Regions from separate parts of the Homo sapiens genome. Here region 2 is linked to region 1. A link is an interaction called in ENCODE POLR2A ChIA-PET data of the cell type or tissue named here. Cell type or tissue: CD4-positive, alpha-beta T cell. All regions are shown on one strand. Region 1 has its middle 49 kb from the start of NIPBL-DT. Region 2 overlaps SLC1A3 (solute carrier family 1 member 3).

Evidence for each region. ChIA-PET counts read pairs that join two places held together with the same protein. Peaks named below come from ENCODE experiments on the same cell type or tissue, not always from the same donor. Only the 100,000 strongest peaks of a DNase experiment are listed, where the experiment ranks them.
Region 2: POLR2A ChIA-PET joins it to region 1 with 5 read pairs; 2 of 35 experiments call an interaction of 5 or more read pairs at or near these places.

The regions. Positions count from the first base shown.
Region 1 is chr5:36,825,977-36,828,476 of GRCh38, reverse strand. No RefSeq gene overlaps it. Among named protein-coding and RNA genes, the nearest start is that of NIPBL-DT, 49 kb to the left of the region's middle. In CD4-positive, alpha-beta T cell, no CTCF peak of the experiment used is centred here; no DNase peak of the experiment used is centred here; H3K27me3 peaks cover 430 bases.
Region 2 is chr5:36,678,371-36,680,870 of GRCh38, reverse strand. SLC1A3 (solute carrier family 1 member 3) reads right to left here. Exons shown (of 10, transcript NM_004172.5): 7 at 1,011-1,244; 8 at 282-476. The region is part of intron 1 of SLC1A3-AS1 (SLC1A3 antisense RNA 1); the gene reads left to right. Among named protein-coding and RNA genes, the nearest start is that of SLC1A3-AS1, 46 kb to the left of the region's middle. In CD4-positive, alpha-beta T cell, no CTCF peak of the experiment used is centred here; DNase peaks (open chromatin) are centred at 660 and 1,110.

The DNA.
Region 1 (2,500 bases):
TGCAGAGACCTACTTCCAGCCTCTTTAGGCCTTTTCAACTCCATCAACAGGGGCTAGAAAGAAGCTGTTACATAGTCGGAGGAAGATCTGGCCTCCCCTGATCAGCTTGCCTTCATCAGCCAAGGGTCAAGTGAGAGCCCCATATACTTGTAGAAAGACTTTTCTCCTGGCAGGAGTCAAGAATCATCCGAGGACATTGGATCTAATTGCTGTTGTCAGGACCAAGAGGGGACTCCTTGAGCCTGAGGAAGACTCTGCCTTCCTAGATGTCTTTGCCTCCTTCTGTAGGATCAAGAGGAATTCCTGGAAAACCACTATTCCTTGTTCCTCAACGCTTACAACCTTACCACTAGTCTCTGCCTCCAGCCCACTAAAATTAGTCTGAGATTAAATCTGCAAATAGCACAATACTCTCTTTCCTATTCATTTCCCATTCTAATTTCTACTCTGTGCATATCTCCTATTTTATTCGTTTTTCCCACCACTCCCTAATTTCCGAAACCTTTAACACTGTGTCCTTTGCAACTCATGATCCAGCATCAACAAACAGTTCTATATCTTCAACCCTCTCTAAAGGTTCCCCTCACTTGCTCTAATTGAAACCTAGCTCTCTCCTGAGCCTACTCCTACACTGTCAAGTGGTAAGATATTTCTTCTTCCATACAACTGGGGCCAGGTGGGAGTATGTGTCCTCTTTGCTCCTTGTCACCAGTTTCAGAGCATTCTCACTTCTTTCTCCCTAAAAAAAATACTCAGATGTGAGGCTCAGGTCATCAGACTATATCATCCACTGTCTCCATTATTGCTTCTGTCTCCTAGCCACCTGGGTTACGGTTCTTCATTTCTTTTATTTTCATTTTCTTCTTGGTAGGATCTGGGAATTTTGCTTTTTTTTTTTTAATTCAGCCTTATTGAGGTATAATTGGCAAATGAAAATATATATTCAAAGTGTGCAATATGATGTTTTGAGACACATACACATTATAAAATTATTACCACAATCAAGCTAATTAACATATCCATCACTTCACATATTTATAGTCTTGTAAGTTAAGAATACTCAATATCTACTCTCTTAGCAAATTTCAAGTATACAATACATTATTACTAACTATAGTCACAGTGTTGTACATTAGGTCTCCAGAAATTACTAATCTTATAACTTCAAGTTTGTACCCTTTTGACCAACATCTCCTCATTTTCCCCTCCATTGTCCTTCATTTCTTGCTTTTATTTCCTGACCCACTGTTTACTACTCCTGTCTTAATTCTTGGTAATGTTAATAAACACATGGGAGAAACTTCCAAAAACCTGGCCATTTAGTTCCTTGGATATCTCTTCTCCAATAATCTTGTCTTCCACCATACCTCAGCTCATCATTCTCGTAATTATATCCTAGATCTTCTCGTTGCCAATAATTGCAATAGCTTCATAATCTCAATTTGCTGCATACTATTCTCTGACAACCACTTTTCTTTCTTTCTCTTCTTCCTTCCTTCCTTTCCTCCTTCTTTCCCTCTTTTCCTTCCCTCCCTCCCTTCCTCCCTTTCTTTCTTCCTTCCTTCCTCTCTTCCTTCCTTCCTTCTTTCCTCCCTTCTTTCCTTCCTTCCTTCCCTCCTTCTTTCCCTCCTTCTTTCCTTCCCCCTCTCCCTTCCTCCCTCCCTCCATTCCTTCCTTCCTTCCTTCCTCCCTTCCTCTCTCTCCCTTTCTTTCTTTCTTTTCTTTATTTTCTTTCTTTCTTTCCTTCTTTCTCTTTCTCTTTTTTTTCTCTCTCTCCTTTCTCCTCTCTTTCCCTCTTTCTTTCTTTTTTTCCTTCTGACAGAGTCTTTCTCTGCTGCCCAGGCTGGAGTGCAGTGTCCTGATCACGGCTCACTGCAGACTCAACCTCCTGGGCTCATTGGATCCTCTCGCCTCAGCCTCCCAAGTAGCTGGAATTATCACCATGCCCAGCTAATTTTTGTATTTTTTGTGGACACAGAGCTTTGCCATGTTGCCTAGGCTGGTCTCAAACTTCTGGGCTCAAGCAGTCCACCTGTCTCAGCCTCCCAAAGTGCTGGGATTACAGGCATAAGCCATGGGTTTCTAACTCGTCTGTCTATATTGTAACTCTAACAAGCCTTGGATCCAACTAGAACCTACAGTCTACTGATCCTACCATTTTTTTTAGCTATCTCACCTCTTCCTGTGGGCCACTTTTCCCTCCTTCCTCAGTTTAAATTCCATAGTCAAACACTATAATCATTCACTTTATTTCATCCTCAAATCCTTTGCCTTTCTCTCTTACCTCATCATATTGCCTTGGCAAAACCACAACCCTGATTAATTCAGCTATTGCCTGGTGGGTGTCTACATCTGCATAACCAAACCTAGCTTGGAAAGAACACATAGTTGTGCTTATTGGTATCAATGTAAATTAATGTTCATTATCCTCATGTGGGGCCTTAATGACTTTTGAGAATTGTTCTGTATTCTTCTAGTCCATTTACTTTCCCACTCTCTT
Region 2 (2,500 bases), 150 kb after region 1:
GATCTCAGCTCCCTGCAATCTCTGCCTCCGGGTTCAAGCAATTCTCCTGCTTCAGCCTCCCAAGTAGCTGGGACCACAGGCCCGTGCCACCAGGCCTGGCTAATTTTTGTATTTTTAGTGGAGACAGGGTTTCACTATGTTGCCAGGCTAGTCTTGAACTCCTGGCCTCAGGAGATCCACCCGCCTTGGCCTCCCAAAGTGTTAGGATTACAGGCGTGAGCCACCACGCCCAGCCTTAAAGGCATTCTTAAGAAAGGGTGTATAGAACTCTTTCCTTGTACCTGATTGTAATAATTTGTCCGAAGTTCAGTTCAAAGTTGTTAACTTGAGCAATGAAAATGGCAGCCAAAGCCTCATAGAGGGCAGTCCCATCCATGTTAATGGTGGCTCCTACGGGGAGCACGAATCTGGTGACGCGCTTGTCCACGCCATTGTTCTCTTCCAGGCACTTGAAGGTGATGGGTAGGGTGGCAGAACTGAGAACAGTGAAATAGGGCACATCAGCTGAGTGTCCTGGTAGTTCTGACTGTCTGTGCGTTTGGTCTTTGGGACAGACAGTTCCTTCCTCTCCCATGTTCTAACTTAAAGGGAACTAAGTCAGCAATTGTATAAATAGGGGAGCAGGTTAAGAACAGTGTGGTCCCCTCACGGGGTCATTTGGCAGCTCTCCTGCTTCTGGGTTCCTCTGTGAGGCATCACTTGTGATCATGCCCTCATCACGACAGCCTGTGCCAAGTCACTCTGCCTCTTCTCCCTCAGGCAAATGTCAACTAAAGAGAGATGAAGTGGACGGGAAAGGATAGTTGATTTCCAATTTGTCCCCACAAAAGATATGTAGCCAGGCATTTCCTGAATCCCAAACAGGTGTGATTGACATCAGAAATGAGAAAGCTAACTCATCATTCTTGGAAGTTTAAAACTCAGAATAAAATGGCTTCTCCTACACCCTACTTGAGGGGCCCTGGTTCAAGGTAACATTTCAGACTCATTTTCCACACATACATACATACCTTGAAGAGGTCCCCAGAGCGGTGATGAGTGCTTGCAGCAACCCTCCAATAAAAACCCAAGGGTTTTTCCGTGTTACCAAGAAGTAGAGGAGTGGCAAGACGATGACTGCGTGAATGAGTAAGCCAACAATGACAGTCACGGTGTACATGGCAAGCTGCCCCCCAATCACACCCATGTCTTCCATCTCCACAATCTTCCCAGCAATCAGGAAGAGAATACCCACGGGGGCATACCTGGGGAGAAGCAACACCAGCACGGTTGGAGTCTGGTTTCCACCAAGCTAGTCCACAGAAATTTCCAAGTGATAAGAAAAAGGGAAAAGAGAGTTGACTGCCAAACTTTCCTGCCCAGGATACCATTAGGACTTACAGAAACTGTGGACTTCTTTTCTTACAGAAACTGTGGACTTCTTTTTTTTCTTTTGTAAATATAAATTTCCCCTGATTCTTGCAGAATCGGGCTTTCCCCTCACTGAGAATTGCTCTAGGACACAATGTTTTTCTCTTAGACCTGGGGGAAAAGGCAGATACAGAGCTTTTGATACCCACCTCTGTCTTCCTAGCCAGCCCTCCTTTCACTACATGGGGGTCACTTTTCTGGTCCTCAGATGCCACTCACTCCCTCTGCCTCCTGCTCCCTTGCTAAGTGTCCTGAACAGCCGGAATCCACTGTACCAATATCCAGACTTTTGGAAGCATTTTCCACATCAGAGCCTGATTCCCAAGTTAAAGCAAGAGGCACACGATGCTACACCAGTGTCTCAGGTTTGCAGTCAGTTCTCTTATTCAAGGGCCACTTTTATTATTGCCTTTCCATATCTTCATACCACTTACAAGATTACTTAGTATTATTCTTCAGATCACCTTTTTTACTTAAGTAAATTTACTTTAAGAGAAAATTCTATGTTATAGTACAAATGGAAATCTAGTACCACTTGCCATAATTAGAAGATGTCCATAAAATAAATTCATTATTAAACTTAATAATGTGCATGTATGTACTACTGCAATCAGGTTATAGGTGTTCTAATGAAGTCATTATTCCCCACAGGCTGCTACTGCCATTTATGAGCTTTCCTTCTGCAGACAATAAACTGAGACTCAAAATGATTTCTACATGTTGAAATAACCTAGAGTTTGCTTAAAGGCCTCGCTGCCTGGATTTCCCTTCTGTTTGTTTCATATGTGCAGCAAACTACAACCAAACTCACATTACCAAACACAGAGAAGCCAATCACACTTAAGAAGAAGGGTCTCCTGGGAACTATGGAGGACTTGTTTCAAATCGAAAAATACAATGCTTCTTTCAAAAGTCCTTTAAGAACCCAGGCCAGGAAATCATAGGAATACCTGTTTTCAGAAATATAATAACTCAGCGTTGAATGTGCAGGCGAATGTACAGCTAGACAAGCTGCATGTGAGATTCATTCAGTGGCCTTGAATGGGCTTCTTTCATAAAAGAGGTGAAAGGTGGAGGCATTTAATAATAT